Linked DNA regions of Homo sapiens: region 1 is linked to region 2. Evidence: chromatin contacts called from ENCODE Hi-C or POLR2A ChIA-PET data. All regions are on one chromosome and are shown on one strand. Each heading gives the region's core, a stretch centred on a gene start or an enhancer-like site at or near the end of the contact. The rest is flanking DNA. Distances are from core to core; before and after follow the strand shown. Region 1 holds the start of PRSS16 (serine protease 16). Region 2 holds the start of H2BC15 (H2B clustered histone 15).

Evidence for each region. Hi-C counts contacts between places; a loop is a spot of excess contacts on that map. ChIA-PET counts read pairs that join two places held with the same protein, here RNA polymerase II (POLR2A). Pooled maps may share reads with other maps.
Region 1: a pooled map shows a loop between it and region 2 (6-fold over the local background). The contact joins the enhancer-like site here to the promoter of H2BC15 in region 2. A Hi-C loop is called at or near these places in 4 of 50 pooled maps. POLR2A ChIA-PET finds 5 or more read pairs at or near these places in 3 of 52 experiments (CD4-positive, alpha-beta T cell, MCF 10A and activated B cell).

What each region holds. Positions count from the first base shown.
Region 1 is chr6:27,246,165-27,253,650 of GRCh38, reverse strand. It overlaps PRSS16 (serine protease 16), which reads right to left and starts at 5,950. Exons shown (of 12, transcript NM_005865.4): 1 at 5,844-5,950; 2 at 5,603-5,769; 3 at 4,705-4,804; 4 at 4,422-4,551; 5 at 2,845-2,968; 6 at 2,532-2,609; 7 at 2,387-2,434; 8 at 1,611-1,901; 9 at 702-843. The coding sequence starts at 5,913. RefSeq lists enhancers at 1,370-1,569, 1,590-1,759, 1,349-1,869, 2,140-2,509, 2,650-2,719 and 1 more. Within about 2 kb of position 2,235, at least 19 of the 41 ENCODE cell types and tissues checked have a DNase peak (open chromatin) inside an H3K27ac peak, as active enhancers do.
Region 2 is chr6:27,834,405-27,841,803 of GRCh38, reverse strand. H2BC15 (H2B clustered histone 15) reads right to left here and starts at 3,235. Exons shown (of 1, transcript NM_003520.4): 1 at 2,694-3,235. The coding sequence starts at 3,142. The coding sequence ends at 2,762. H2AC15 (H2A clustered histone 15) reads left to right here and starts at 3,429. Exons shown (of 1, transcript NM_003510.3): 1 at 3,429-3,924. The coding sequence starts at 3,465. The coding sequence ends at 3,857. RefSeq lists enhancers at 1,954-2,153, 2,984-3,193, 3,524-3,613, 3,684-3,793, 4,064-4,113 and 3 more.

The DNA of each region.
Region 1 (7,486 bases), core at 986-3,485, 590 kb after region 2:
ACCATATGTAGTATTTGGGACATGCTTATACTAAAAAAAAATCTGTTGTATATCTGAAATTCAAATTTAACTGGGCATCCTGTATTGTATCTGGCAACACTACCCTGGGGTCTTTGAGGAGCTGTGGTTTTGAGTACAGGAGGGACAAGGTTATATTTACAAGGATCTCTGTGGATGCTATGAAAAAGTTGGATTGTACAGAGGAAGTGAAAACCATGAGACCAGAGAAGCGGCTGGGAAGGGATCCCGGCAAGAAAGAATGGAGGTTCCCAGCAGGACAGCAGAGGTAGGCATAGAAAGCACAAGGGATGGACTACAGAGTTGTCCATGCAGAGTGAGGAGGACTCAGTAATTGACAGGCTAGCTAGAAAATGGGAAGGAAGCAACTAAAACAAGGCTCAAGTTTCTAGTCTGGTGGATGGGGAAAGGGGGCCATCCCTGGAATGGGGACACAGAGAAAGAATAGGCTGAAGGGAAGATCACTCAAGTGGAGACCTCAGTGTGTGCGTGAGGAGGCATGTGAGGGCCAAGCACATGCATACACTAGTATGGCTTCCACCTTCTCCAGCCCAACATCTGCAGGTTACACAGTGCCTGAGAGCTGGGTCGAAATGAGTCCAGACCACCTGTAAGATGACTTCTCTGGGCATAGTAAAAAGGTTGTTTGAGGGGACAAAGTTAGGGTTAGGCCAGTCACTTACAGAAGCCGAACTCGGTACATGTCTGATACAACCACTGCCGGTCACCCACACCAGACAGTTGAGGTTCTGTGCTCCTCAGCTGTGCCACTGTCTCTGCTCGGGAAAAGCTTAAACACTTCTGGCCCAGGCTGTGCAAGACAATCTAGGGAACAATGTACATACATAAGACATAAATTCCTCCTCTCTTCCCAGCAAGCCAGGGTGCAGAGGCCTATGTCCCCAGAGGTCAAAAGTCAGAAATAGAAGGGTGAGTTCCTGAGTTCTCCTGGGAGTCAGTGGTCAGAGGGGGTGGATGCCTGGGTCCTTGTGAGTTAGAGATCAATGCACTAGAAGACTGAGACCTTATTACCTGTGAGAGCTTGGGCAAGTGATAATCTTTCAGACTTCAGTTTCCTTTTCTGTAAGTGGCGATAATAATAGTGCCTATCTCTTGAGAACTTAATGAAATAATATATGTGAAGCACTTTATACAGCACTTGGTCCAGACAGTGCTGGAAAAGCGACAGCTGGATTGCAGTTGTGGATTTAGAGGCTGCAGTCCCAGGTACCTAGGAGAACCCTATCCCCAGAGATAACATTTTTTCATTCATTCTAAAAATACTAAGTGAGAATTTGCCATGTGCCAGGCACTCCTGCAGGCCCCCCAAAAGAGAACAGGACAGGATAGGCAAAATAGGTAATAATCGCAGTCTCTAACATTCGCACACTGTGTGCCAGGCTCCCAGCTGATTGCTCTACATGACCCGCCTCATTTCATCTTCCCATCGGCCCTGTGAAGTGTTATCCCCATTTTACAGATGAGAAAACGAAGTTTCAGAGAAGGTTCTCGCTTGCCCAAGATCACACAACGGAAGTGGGGCAGGAATCTTTGTCCGCTAACTCCTCCCAGCTGTGCCAGGGAGTGCTCACCTGCACCGCCCGACGAAGCCCGCAGTAGGGCGTGGAGTGGCTGCGGTTGCCCCCGCCCCCGAGGAGAAGTCCGCAGAGCTGTCGCACGCTTAGCGGCGCTCCCGTCTGCCCATCATACTGCACTACACCTCCCACCAGTGCCTGCAGCGCCCCCAACAGCTCCGCCTGGTTTTCAGCGCGGCCCAGGGGCCCGCAAGCGCTCAGCTCCGTCCGCAATGCTGCTTGAGCCGCCCCACCCGAGCGCAGCCGCCGCTCCACTTCAGCGAAGGCGACGGACACCGCCGCCCGGCACTGTGGGAAGCAAGAGGCGATGTCCGCCAAGACTTAGGCTGGGCCTCGGCTTTCCCTACCCAGGACCTGCGTCCTCCTTGGGTTCCCCACTTTCCCCTAGCGGGACTCAGAGGGTGCAGACCTAGCTCTTGGCCCAGGCCCCCGCCCCCAGGCCCCCGCCCCCAATCCCCTGCCTCGCAGCCCTCCTTCTCGGGTCTTCCCTGCAGGCCCCGTCCTCCATTGTGGCCCCGCCCCACCTTGAGCCTCACCTCCGGATAGGATTGTCCCTGCCCAAACCCCGCCCTCTCTGGGGAGCGCCTCTTTTCCTGGTGCCCCTCCTCTTCGTCAGCTCCCGCCTTCTTCCAAAACCTGCGTATTCCCCCGAGCTCCGACCTTCCTTAGACCCCGCCACGTTGCAGGTTTCGCCCTTCTCTGGCCTCCTCTTCCCTGGCATCCGAGGCCTCTTTTCCCTCCCAGTCCCCCTCGGACTAGGCCCCACCTCCTACCTCCAGGGACCCGCCGATCGCGGTGCTCATTAGGCTTCGGGATACCACCTGTGGGCGGACCGCAGAGGAAGGTATCCGGAAGTGTCAAGGGACTCCGCCCGCTGGGACCCCTCCCCGTCCCGCACCTGCTGCCCGCCATCCTTACGTCATTATACTCGGAGAAATCCAGCACGGCCCGCACCGGGGCGGAGGAGGCGACCGACGCGAAAATGAGATGGGGGAACTAAGGGAGGAGACGCCGTCAGCCTGCGGGCTGAGGGGTTGGAATCGCATATCTTTCTGCCTCTGTGTCACTTACTCGCTGTGTAATCTCGGGCTCTTGTGAGGACAGCTTGTGCAAAATTCTTTGGGCGCGGGAGGAAGGTAGGGGCGTGGTGGGAGGGTATTCCTATTATCTGAGACTGGGGCCCTGGAGTCCGAGTTCCCTCCCCCCAGCCCACCCGGAGGAGTCGCAGGACCTTCAGCCGGGCCCAGGCGGCCAAGGAGCCGGCATAGGAGCCTCCGAAGCAGATCCAGGGGCTGGAGGAGGAGATGTTAAAGAGGCGGGAAAGTGCCAGGCGGGCAGAGACCACATCAGCCAGCCTAGGGTCAAAGGGGGGACTCGGTCGGTCCTCATCGCTGGGAATCCCTGAAGATTTCCCCATTCTGGGGGAAACCCGGATCCAGAGACATGAATGGGTGAATCTGGCCAGAAACCAGGGCCGTTTTCTCATGACGTGTTTCCAAGTGTTCTCCAAGCCACATACACTTCCCAGAACATGTGTGCCTAGGCCAAGGGAGACCCTGTCCTCGTCCACTTTCTAGAAAGCCACCACCCTCTTTCCCTTCTCGTTTTAGGTAGGAGAGGAAAAATTTCCAAGTCAGTTTAGATGAAAACCTGACAAATGTAGGGAAGGGTTGAGGGCACTCAAGGAGGGCTACTAAGAGGAGAAGGAGGGGTCCTAACCTGATGAGTTGCAAGGTATTGGGAGAGAGAACAGACACAAAGAGAAATGGAGAGTGAAGTTTGGATATGTCTAACATCCTCTTTCTCCTCCCAAGGGCTTTCTTTCTTCCCTAACCTTTCTGAATGGCTTGCAGTTGGTACCATCCTGTTGCAGTTAGAAAACCGTTTCGCTTGTAGAAAAGATTAAGATGCAGAGAGACAGAGATGGAGACAAAGAGGCACAGATGTAGATACAGAGACGGAGAAAATGAGACAGGCAAACAGACTGTTACAGACACAGACAGAGATACCAATGAGGAAAGAAAAAGCTAAGTTCTGTAAGAATAAAGCAGATGAAAGAAACAAAAAGCAGGTGAAGTAAAGTTGGAAAAATGGTGGCGGTCGTTAATAGGAGTGAGATGCACTGAAGGAGGCTGGGGTGAGAGGCATAAAAACATCTAGGGGAAGGCCACGCCATGCAGAGGGATGAGTTCAAAGGCTCAAGGCAGGAATGTGCGTGTAAGTCTGGAGGACAGTGAGGACTTCAATGTAGCTGGAGCCCAGTGAAAGTGAGAGAGTATAGGTCAGAGTTAACTAGAGGCCAAAACCCACTGGACTCCATGGCGACTGTAAAAGCTTTGACTTTACTCTGAAGTCAAATACAGTCAAAATTGCTTTACTTCTGAAGCAATACAGAAGATGTCTGAGGGACTTAAGCCAGGGAGGATCATGTCCTGGTTTATGCTCTAACAGAATTACTCTGATTTCCACCTGGAAGTCAAGGGCAGAGCAGGAAAAATGGTGAGAATGCTGTGGCCGTAATCCAGGTAAGGAATGCTGGTGGTCTGCACAGTGATACAGTGGCTTACTTCAGACAGAGACGCAGAAATAGAAAGAACACAGGATAAGAGAAAGACAGATAGGGAGAGTCAGAGACCCAGAAATGGAAAGAGAAAAAACAAGACCCTATGAAACACAGAAGAAAACAGAGGGAACCAGAGACTCAGAGGTTGACTTCAGACAGTGGAGGAGAGAGACACAGATGCAGAGATGCCAAAGCACAGACATTCCTGTCCTTTGACCATAAACACTTTCCCTTCCTCCACTCACGCAAGGCGGCTGGACAAGAAGCGGAGCTGGGCCATTTCCAGGCCTCCAGCAGGTATACTCAGGCCATAAAATCTGTGTTCCAGGCTTATCACCAGGGCGCCCCAGGCTGGGGCCAAGGCTGCGGGATGGCCTGTGAAGAGTGTATGGGTGGGGGGTGGGGAGGTGAGATGCAAGTTGAGTTTAAGCCCTTTCACTCCTCAGGTCTCACAGCATTGCAATATGCAGCTCCCCTTCCTGGTCCCCACCAGCATCCCAACTCCTTTCCCCCAACATTGCCTCTTACCTCTCATCACTGAGCCAGGCCCAAGGCTGCCCTCACCCCCTAGATGCAGGAATATGGGTCCATCCTGGCCAACCCAATGTTGGTCATTCACCCAGTAACGCTGAGAGGTGGGATGGGGAAGAAGAAATGGCACTGTGAGAGTCCTGACTTATTCTCAATTCCTCATTTGTTCCAGTCTCTCTTCCTAATGGATCTTTCCTTATGTACTTAACAGTGTCTGAAATGAGCTTGTTTATTTACTTGCTCACTTTTCCCCTGTTCATCTCCTCATCTAGAATGCAAAATATACAAAAGCAAATTTTTGACCTGGTTTTTCACTCTTATATCCCCAGAACTGAGGGAGTGGCTCTCACATTGAAGGAACTTGCTATTTCTTGAAGTAATAATTGTAAAATAAGAAATAAATGCAGATGGATTTAGGAATAAGATCCAAGTGGGATGATATTTGGAGACTAAATACAGAGGAAGCACTGAAAAATGGCGAATTTGTTCCTTCTTTCGATAGATATCTTTGAGTGCCTGTTGTGAGCTAGGTCTGATTCCAAAGCTGGTTCAAATTTCTGCTACCTACTGAGACCTGGTGGTAGGTTTTGTGTCCAGTCTGGACAGGGACAAGGGGGTAGGGAGGAGCAGTGAATGTGAATGACAGAGAGAAAGAAATGGTGAAGGGCAAGATCTGAGGGACAAAACGAGTGGGACCCCGAGGAGAGGAGAGAGTAAGGCCAAATCTACAAAGGGCAGGAAAAGGGATACTGACAGCAAGCATAACATGAGATTCAAGCAGAGGGATGGGGAGAACTGAGGTGTGGAGAGAGAAAAAAGTGCAGACTGAGGAAGAGATGAGGGAGACTGAGGAGAGGGCAGGATGGTTAGTGGACTCCCCGTCTCCCGGCCTCACCTGTAGGAAGGATCGTCTGTCGGACACGTTGAAGGGGTCCAGCAGTTGCTCCAGCCACCCCACTTTTGGGAGGGCTGCAGCACCTGGCCCCAGGCTCAGGCCCAGGCCCTGGGCAGAGCTCTCCTGAAACTGCTGAATGTGCTCACCCAGGCGCCTAAGAAGGGAGGCTGTGGGACATGGAGGGAAGGAAGTCAGGCTGGCCCCCTTAGGATGCCCTGCTTGACCCTCAGCCTCCTCTTACCTGGAGCCAAGAGTCCCCAGAGGGAAACCAAGAGCAGAGGGCCCAGCCACTGGGCAAGCCAGACGGCCATGGTGTTCGGGACTCTGTTCTCCCCCAGGAGGACCTTTATCTTATCCTCAGCAGCCGGGCCTTAAATCCATCACCTTTCAGCAGAGGCTCAGGTTTCTTTCCTTTCCTGGCAGGTCAAGCGTCTGTAGGAACTGCTAAAGCGGGGCAGGGACGCCAGAGTCTGTACACAGAGGCTGCTGATGCAGCATCGGAACTCCCAGTTTCTTCTCTCTGGGCCTCTCAGTCTGTTCTTCCCTCAGCTCTCAGTAGCCCTCGCTGTCTCAGTCTCCTCCTCTCCGCTCTTCGGTCTACCTTCTCTTTATCTCAGATTCCTCCTTTGCATGCCTTATTGTCCTTCAACCTCTGTCTCTCCCCACCTCAGCACCTCCTCTGGAACCCCAGTTGCCCACTTATTCTCAGTCTTTTCTTTCTGCCCCTCAGCATATCTTCAGTACCCCTCAGTTGTTCCCACACTCAGTCTTTCCGTCTCTTTTTTCTCAGTCCCCCATCTCTTTTTCAGTCTTTCTCTCCATACTCATCTCTTTGTCCCCCAATCTCACCTTGTCTATTTTCCAGCCCCCTCACTTTCTGCTCTGCTTCACTGTCCCGAGCTTCTCTGACCCACAATCTCACACTGTCCATAGACTCCTTACAGTTCTTTGAACATACCAGGCTTGCTTCTGCCTTAGGGTTCTTATTCTTGTTGTTCCCACCCTATGGATTGTGATTTCCCTATATACCCACGTGGTTTGCTCCCTCACTTCAACTGGATCTTTATTCAAAGGTCATTCATTCAGAAAGGTCTTCCATGGTCAGCTTTTTAAAAATTGCCAAACCTATGGCCCTCTTCTATTCCTTTTCAAACTTTATTCCTAATTCTTTTTCATGGGACTTATCACTATGAGAAATATTGTACATTTAAAAAGTTATTCCCATAAATTTAAAAAATATATCCAGAATCTGATGACTTCTCACTACCTTCAGTGCTACCACTGCTGAGCCACCATCATCTCTGACTTGGGATATCATGGAAGGCTTTTAGCTGGTCACCCTGTTTCTGCCTCATGATTTATTCTACACTCAGCAGACAGAGAGACAGAATTAAATATTAGCCCAATCATTCACAATCATTCACTCCCTGGTTTAGAACACTTCCCTGATGCCCCATCTTACTCAAAGTAAATCTAAAGTTTTGAAAACAGTTTTTAAAACTCTGTATGACCTGGCCCCCTGTTGTATATACTGTCATGATTTCATCTCCTACCCCTCCTGGGTTCACTGCTCCAACTGCATTGGACTATTTCATATTTCACAAGACTCACTCCTTCCTTAGAATTTTTGCTCTCCTTAGGATGCTTTTCCTCCAAATATCTGCAAGTCTTATTTTATCACTTCCTATAGTTCCCCATTCATATATTTTATCTTACCAAATGGGTTTTACCTGACCACCCTTATAAATGGCACAACACCTGAGACCCTGTCCCCTGATCCTTCTGTTGTCACTCCCTGATAGTGATGACATTTTATTGCACTTCTCTCCCAAACCATTCCCCAGGAAGTAAGCTTATTCTGGGAAGCAATTTTGTCTGTTTTGT
Region 2 (7,399 bases), core at 1,986-4,485:
TGTGCCAAATGCAGATTCAATACATCAAATAATGTAAAGAAACCAACTGTAATGAAGCACCATCAAGATCCTCCAAGCACTTCCTGGGAATCAGGATTTTTGGTCTAGGGTCTTTAGTCTACAGATTGAGAAGCAAGGGTACCTGGAGATTGGTTGCTGACTCTTAATTTTAGCCAAATCTTGAGCTTTCTGAATCCATGGGCCTTCTTAATGCTCTCTGTGAATCTTCTTTTTCTCTTCCTTAAGAGAGGAGAAGGAATGAATAATATTTAGAAAATGAATAATATTTACAGGAACACTATTAAGTTTGAGTTTCTCACCTGTAAGTTTTCCTTTATGACAAACTATGTGATGCTTGTAACTTGTTTTTACACAGGGGGTTTTTTCCTATTATATTTTCCAGTATAGTATTTGATACATAAGTTTAATACATGTAACATATATTTAAAGTGTAAATCAGGCTGGGCATGGTGGCTCATGCCTGTAATACTAGCACTTTGGGAGGCCGAGGAGGGTGGATCATGAGGTCAGGAGTTCAAGACCAGCCTGGCCAACATGGTGAAACCCCATCTCTACTAAAGATACAAAAAATTAGCTGGGTGTGGTGGCGGGCTCCTGTAAACCCAGCTACTCGGGAGGCTGAGGCAGGAGAATTGCTTAAACCTGGGAGGCGAGGGTTGTAATGAGCCGAGATCGCGCCATTGCACTCCAGCCTGGGCGAAACGGTGAGACTCTATCTCAAAAAAATAAAAATAAAAATAAAGTTTAAATCAAATTATATCAAAACCCATGATAAAACATCTAACCCAAAACTGGAATATTGACGACAACTTGTATTTACCTCTGTGTTTTTCCCCATCCCATGTCTTGCCTTTATCGCTAAGATAGCCAGTGCCAGGTATTTTAAAAACTCTCTTAAAAGTTTTCATTATCACGCACTTGTGTATACTTATTCTGTATAAGCGCTTCTATATACACTTCAACAATGTATAATTTGGTTTTATTTTCATTTTATTTATTTATTTATTTATTTATTTATTTATTTATTTATTTATTTATTTTAAGAGGTAGGGTCTCACCATACTGCCCAGGCTGGTCTTGAACTCCTGAGCTTAAGCAAACCTCCCATCTCAGCCTCCCAAAGTGCTAGGATTACAGGCATGAGCCACCATGCCCAGCCATGGTTTTACTTCTGAGTTTAAAAAAAATGTTATTATATATGAACCTTCTGAGACTTACATTTCTAAAATTCAACCAGGTACTGTGTGTACCTCAATAAATGCATTATTTTGACCATGAACATGTAGTTGCCTCTAGTATTTTTATCTATTAAAAATGGCATTTTTTCCATTCTCATATGTCTCCTGTTGCATGTGTGCAAAATATTCTTTCATGTAAACAGCTAGGAATCGAATGGTTGGGTCACTGGAGTACACTTACTGGATAAAAAATATTATCAAAAACCTTCAGCAAATACAATTTGATGTGGAAGAGTTCCCACACTGATTCTTGGCAAAGACCAAAATACTTTTAAATATGCCACTCCTAAGTGTTTAAAATGAAGACACTCATTTTGATTTCCTGAGTTGGGGGTGGGGGAAAACAATGGAGAACAGCCCTTCTCCTCCTCTATTTTTTTTTCTTTTAACATTTCTTCCAATTACTAGAGATACAGTAAACGCAAGTGACACAGACAAGAAAACATGGAGCAGACCCTAACAGAAAAAGTAGGGAATAGAAACTATGTTCATAAATAGGAATTCCACACAAGAGAATTATGGGAATGAGTAAGACAGCAAGATTCCTCCAAAAAACCTGCACTGCCAAGAATTTTCCCAACTAGAACACTCACCAGAGAAAACGGTGGCCAAGTTTCAAACTGCCCTCGCAGTGTCGGGATTGGCCATTGACATCAACTCAGCCCGATTGACGTGTACGGTGCTGTAAACTGGGTTCAAACTTTTTTCTACTGCCTTTCTATCTTAATATTTAGCAAATCCAAACTGGGGACAAGGGAGGAGAAACAGCACCACTCTCAAAACAAACAAGTCGATTTGTACGTTTGTGTGTGTGCCAACTGCTTCATTACTAAAGTACACATGAAGTTTAGGGACAGAGCGCCGGAAGCACTGTGGATATTTTACCAGTGACACTTAAGTATTATATTTTCTTTGGGGTCAACAGGAACTGAATTTTCCCTTTACTAGGTTTGTCTGATGATAAACCTCATCCTTCTTCAGATATAAAATTGTCTCAAGCGTTGCTGCAACATGCAGTACACTGCAGTGCTAATTAATTTCTTTTCTTTTTCTTTCTTTTTTGAGACAGAGTTTCGCTCTTACTGCCCAGGCTGGGGTGCAATGGCCCGATCTCGGCTCACTGCAACCTCCATCTGCCGGGTTCAAGCGATTCTCCTGCCTCAGCTTCCCGGGTAGCTGGGATTACAGGCGTCCGCCACCACGCCCAGCTATTTTTTTGTACTTTTAGTAGAGACGGGTTTCACCATGTTGGCTAGGCTCGTCTCGAACTTCTAACCTCAGGTGAGCCACCCGCTTCGGTTTCCCGAACCGGGATTAGAGGCTTGAGCCAAAATTAGTTTCTAACAAGGCTAAAGGAATCTTGGAAATCGTCTTTGTAGCAAGTAAGAAATACCTGCTGTAAGAACAGTGAGTGCCAGTTCTCTTTGGGAAGACTGAGTGGCTCTGAAAAGAGCCTTTGGGGTGTGGGCCGAGACTGACCGAACGTTCCGCGGTGGGCGGGCTCACTTGGAACTGGTGTACTTGGTGACGGCCTTGGTGCCCTCCGACACCGCGTGCTTGGCCAGCTCCCCTGGCAGCAGCAGGCGCACGGCCGTCTGGATCTCCCTGGAGGTGATGGTCGAGCGCTTGTTGTAATGCGCCAGGCGGGAAGCCTCGCCGGCGATGCGCTCGAAGATGTCATTGACGAAGGAGTTCATGATGCCCATGGCCTTGGACGAGATACCGGTGTCGGGGTGGACCTGCTTCAGCACCTTGTACACGTACACGGAGTAGCTCTCCTTGCGGCTGCGCTTGCGCTTCTTGCCGTCCTTCTTCTGGGCCTTTGTCACTGCCTTCTTGGAGCCTTTCTTCGGGGCAGGAGCGGACTTTGAGGGCTCGGGCATGACTGGGAGTAACTGCCGGAAAATTGGAGGAAAAAAACAGGAAGACGGTAGCTCTGTCAACCTACCGCTTATTCACTGCTTCTTAACGCAAGTGGGGTAGAGAATGAAGTTGTGCGTTTAACCAGTGGTGAGTCCTGGAAACGTATATTAACTTTGTCCAATCAAAATAAGTGTTTTTCAAAACCGCAATCCCATTGGTTAAAGCGAAACTGTAATGTTAGCCAATAGCACAGCTTAGTTTTCGTGCCTCTGTTGACTATAAGTAGCGGAGCTTTAGCGTTACGTCAGTCTCAGGAACGTTACTGATTGAATTTTTTACGTCATGTCGGGACGTGGCAAGCAGGGCGGCAAAGCTCGCGCCAAGGCTAAGACCCGTTCTTCAAGGGCGGGTCTTCAGTTCCCAGTGGGCCGAGTGCACCGACTGCTCCGCAAGGGCAACTACGCTGAGCGGGTCGGTGCCGGAGCGCCGGTGTACCTGGCGGCGGTGTTGGAGTACCTAACCGCCGAGATCCTGGAACTGGCTGGCAACGCGGCCCGCGACAACAAGAAGACCCGCATCATCCCGCGCCACTTGCAGCTGGCCATCCGCAACGACGAGGAGCTCAACAAGCTGCTTGGTAAAGTGACCATCGCCCAGGGTGGTGTCCTGCCCAATATCCAGGCCGTGCTGCTGCCTAAGAAAACTGAGAGCCACCACAAGGCCAAGGGCAAGTAGCGGGGCTGGAGCAGTTCATTACTCATACCTCGGTCCAAACCAAAAAGGTTCTTTTCAGAGCCACCTACTTTTTCACCAAGTAGAGCTGTGTTCAGTTTTATCTGATAGTCGAGTCATTTTGCAATGGCACTGGAATGCTGTATGGAGATGAAGCAAAACTAAACGGCTTTTACACCACATTGTTTTGAGATAGAAAGTAGACATTGAAATGTTTACGGTACATCAAGAAATTTAGGCGCGGCAGCTCGCGCCTGCAATACAGCTGAAACAATAAGAAAAGTGAGGCAAGAGAATAACAAAGGGAGCTGAAAGTTAGAGGGCAGAATAAGTAAAAGCAAAGGGCAGAAGTAAGGTAGATGGGCGGGTGAACAAGAAGCGAGATAACAAGCAGTGAACCTTTTGCAGCCGAAACAAAAGAGATAATGTGAGCAAGGACCTCGTGGCCGGCAAGATCTGGAACAAACCAGTTTAAGAGGCAGCTCTTCAGAGATGGGCATGCGTATTAGAGAGGAAAAGTATCCTTAACAAAAGCCCGTATGATAATCAGCTACTTAAGGTTCATGCATATGGGCTACATATCATGCATATATTTAAGATTATAAGATAGAGGCACAAGCCACAGAGGACAAAGTAAGCAACAAACCTATCAATAAAAGGGCAGATGCTGGCTATAGATTAGGCAGCACTGGGAACAGAAAACATACACACACGCACGCACACACATAAAATGACTCAAACTACAGCAAGCTGACGCTGATCTCACCTCGCAGAGGTCAGTCCGCTCTCTCCCACCCCCGAGAGTGTAATACTCTGTTTACTAAACTTTTGCTGCTTTGCTTTGCTATCTGTGTGTGTGTCGTCCAATTTCTACCGGGCACCAAGAGCCTGGAACTGTTTGGCACCATCCGGTAAACAGAACCGCTTTGGGAAGCCGAGGCGGAAGGACCGCTAGAGCCTTGGAGTTCGAAGCCAGCCTGATCTTTACAAAAGTAAAATAACTAACCGTGCCTGGCGTCTCATAGCCTGTAGTCCTAGCTACTCGGGAGGCTGAGACCAGAAGGATCACTTGAGCCCAGGAGTTCGAGGCTGCAATGAGCTATGATTGCACCACTGCAGTCCAGCTTGTGTGACAGAGCAAGAGTGTTTCAAATGAACCTAGTGTCAGATATTTACTTTCTGTATTACAGAGGACTGAAAGCTAGCTAAATAATACTTTTCAGTGTACCTGGGTTCCAGAGATAAAATTGGTAAACTAACCTTTGCTCCTTACTTGGGCTTTTAGTTTATACTTCATAAGACCATGGAAGCAAAATTTAGGTATCTGACCCTTCTGCACAATTTAGGACCCCGTGTGTGTTTGGCCTACCTATTCGAGTTCAATTGAATCTTTCTGAGCATCTATGGTGTGCCAGGCACTCTCCTAAATGGGAATACAATATTAATCCAGATACATAAAGTCTCTATCCAAAAGGAGCTTCAAGTTGGCTTGGGCAAAGAATACATGTCATAATGGACTGTTTATATAAATGATGGGAAAGGGTTGGGGTTAGGGTGTGAGATTACTTTAGAACGTGTTATTTAAAAACAGTATGAATGAAGGACATTGTAAGTCAGGTTTTTTATTATATCATGGTCATATACTCCTGTTCCTGTCAGTTTTTCCTGCTTCCTTTCTTTCACCAAGATCACTCCTTTCCTTCTCAGATCACCAAGTCCTCCTAGCTATAGAGAGGGCCTTCTATTCCTCTCCACCTAAACTTATATAAGCTACTGTTTTCCTCATACAGACATGTTAATGAAAATGAATTTCTACAGGATCTCCAGTCCATTGAAATACATTAATTTTTGAGTCTCTTCACACATTTTTATTTCCTAGATTTAAGTCTTGATTGCAATCACATACAACTAGTATTTCTTGGAATAAAACAGCAATCACAAAAATCATAAATATCACATTGTTTAAAAAAATTTATTATTTGATGTTGAGGACTCCATCCTGATTTCAATGAATTAATTCATTTGTTCCCTTTTAAAATGTCATCTGTGTTATTTATGTGTATAAATTTTCAATAATTGTTTCTCAATATAGAGTAAATGATACAGCTCCATAGAAGGCCTGTAAGATTTTTGAAATTAAAATAAGTTTTTAAATAAAATATGCTGTTATGATCATTGAAGTTGATAATAAAATTATTCCATTGATTCTGTTTCTCCCAAGAACCACCATTTAATCATGAAAGCTAGCTAAGTAATATTTTTCAGAGTTCGTGAGTTCCAGAAGTAAAATTCTTTAAGCTAAACAGCTTGTAAAGTAACTTTTGCTTTATAATTATTATAATTTTGGGTGTTATTTATGCAAACTCAAATCAATGTACTCATAATCAAAACATTGACATGCAAACTTATGTATTAAGCAAAATAAAATATACAAGTGTGATATATCATTGTTTATAATTCCACATACACATGTAAAGGAAAATGGAGGAGCTGTTAAATGAGTAGCTTCACAGTAAGTAAACTAGAGGAGGCAACCTAAAGATCAGAGAGATCCAAGGGGCAAGGAGCAATTAGGAACATTTATAGTGCCTTATCACTTCATGGTATTATATCATCTGTGAAATATTGAATTAAATGAATGTCCTTACTGATTTGATGCCCTCTGAAGGTTTGTTGAAAAATCAGACATGAGGTAGATTAATAGAAAAAAAGGCAGACAAATTTACAATGTGCATGGGGAGAATCAGTGATTGCCCACCCCAGAACGTGGTTCAGAAGTTTATATACCATCCTTGAAAAACAGTTTGAGGGAGGGAGAAGAGGAATTCATTTGAGGGGATTACTAGGAAGAATGAATGGATCAGGGAAAAGAAATTAAACTTGTACCTTATCTTGTGAAATGAGCTGTTCGGGTGTGATTACATTCGTCTTACAGGGACTCATTTTTGGTGAGTCCAGATAACAGGAAGACAAAGGTTGGGGAGTGGGAGAAGGTCAAAGAGACTTTGAGGCTTCTGCAGTTCAGCTTGTCACCATGCCATAGTTTGGGGTATTGGTTTCTGAGCCCCGACATTGACAATATGTACTAAAAATAAATATTTGTTATTTAAATTAACTACTTAATGTGTTATACATAATTAGATAAATTGATGTATTAACATATTTAAAGTATAATATAAACAAAATATTTGTAAATTAGTTGTAAAGAAAAAAATTACGTATATTAAATAGAGGTTGGCTTTCTGCTTAATATTTTACATACATTATCTCCATTGTTTTATTTTTTTAATTTTTTTTATTTTTTAGATGAAGGTCTTGTGATGTTGCCCAGGCTGATCTCTGACTCCTGAGCTTGCACAATCCTCCCACTCCTGAACACATGCAATCCCCCCACCTCAGCCTCCAGAGTAGCTGGGACTACAGGCAGGCTACTGAGACTGGCCTCCATTAATTCTTACAGTACCTCAAAGAGGTAAATACTGTAGGGGCTAAGGGAAGTTTCATAGAAAATCAACTGACAAAAGACAGAATAATGGGAGAAATGG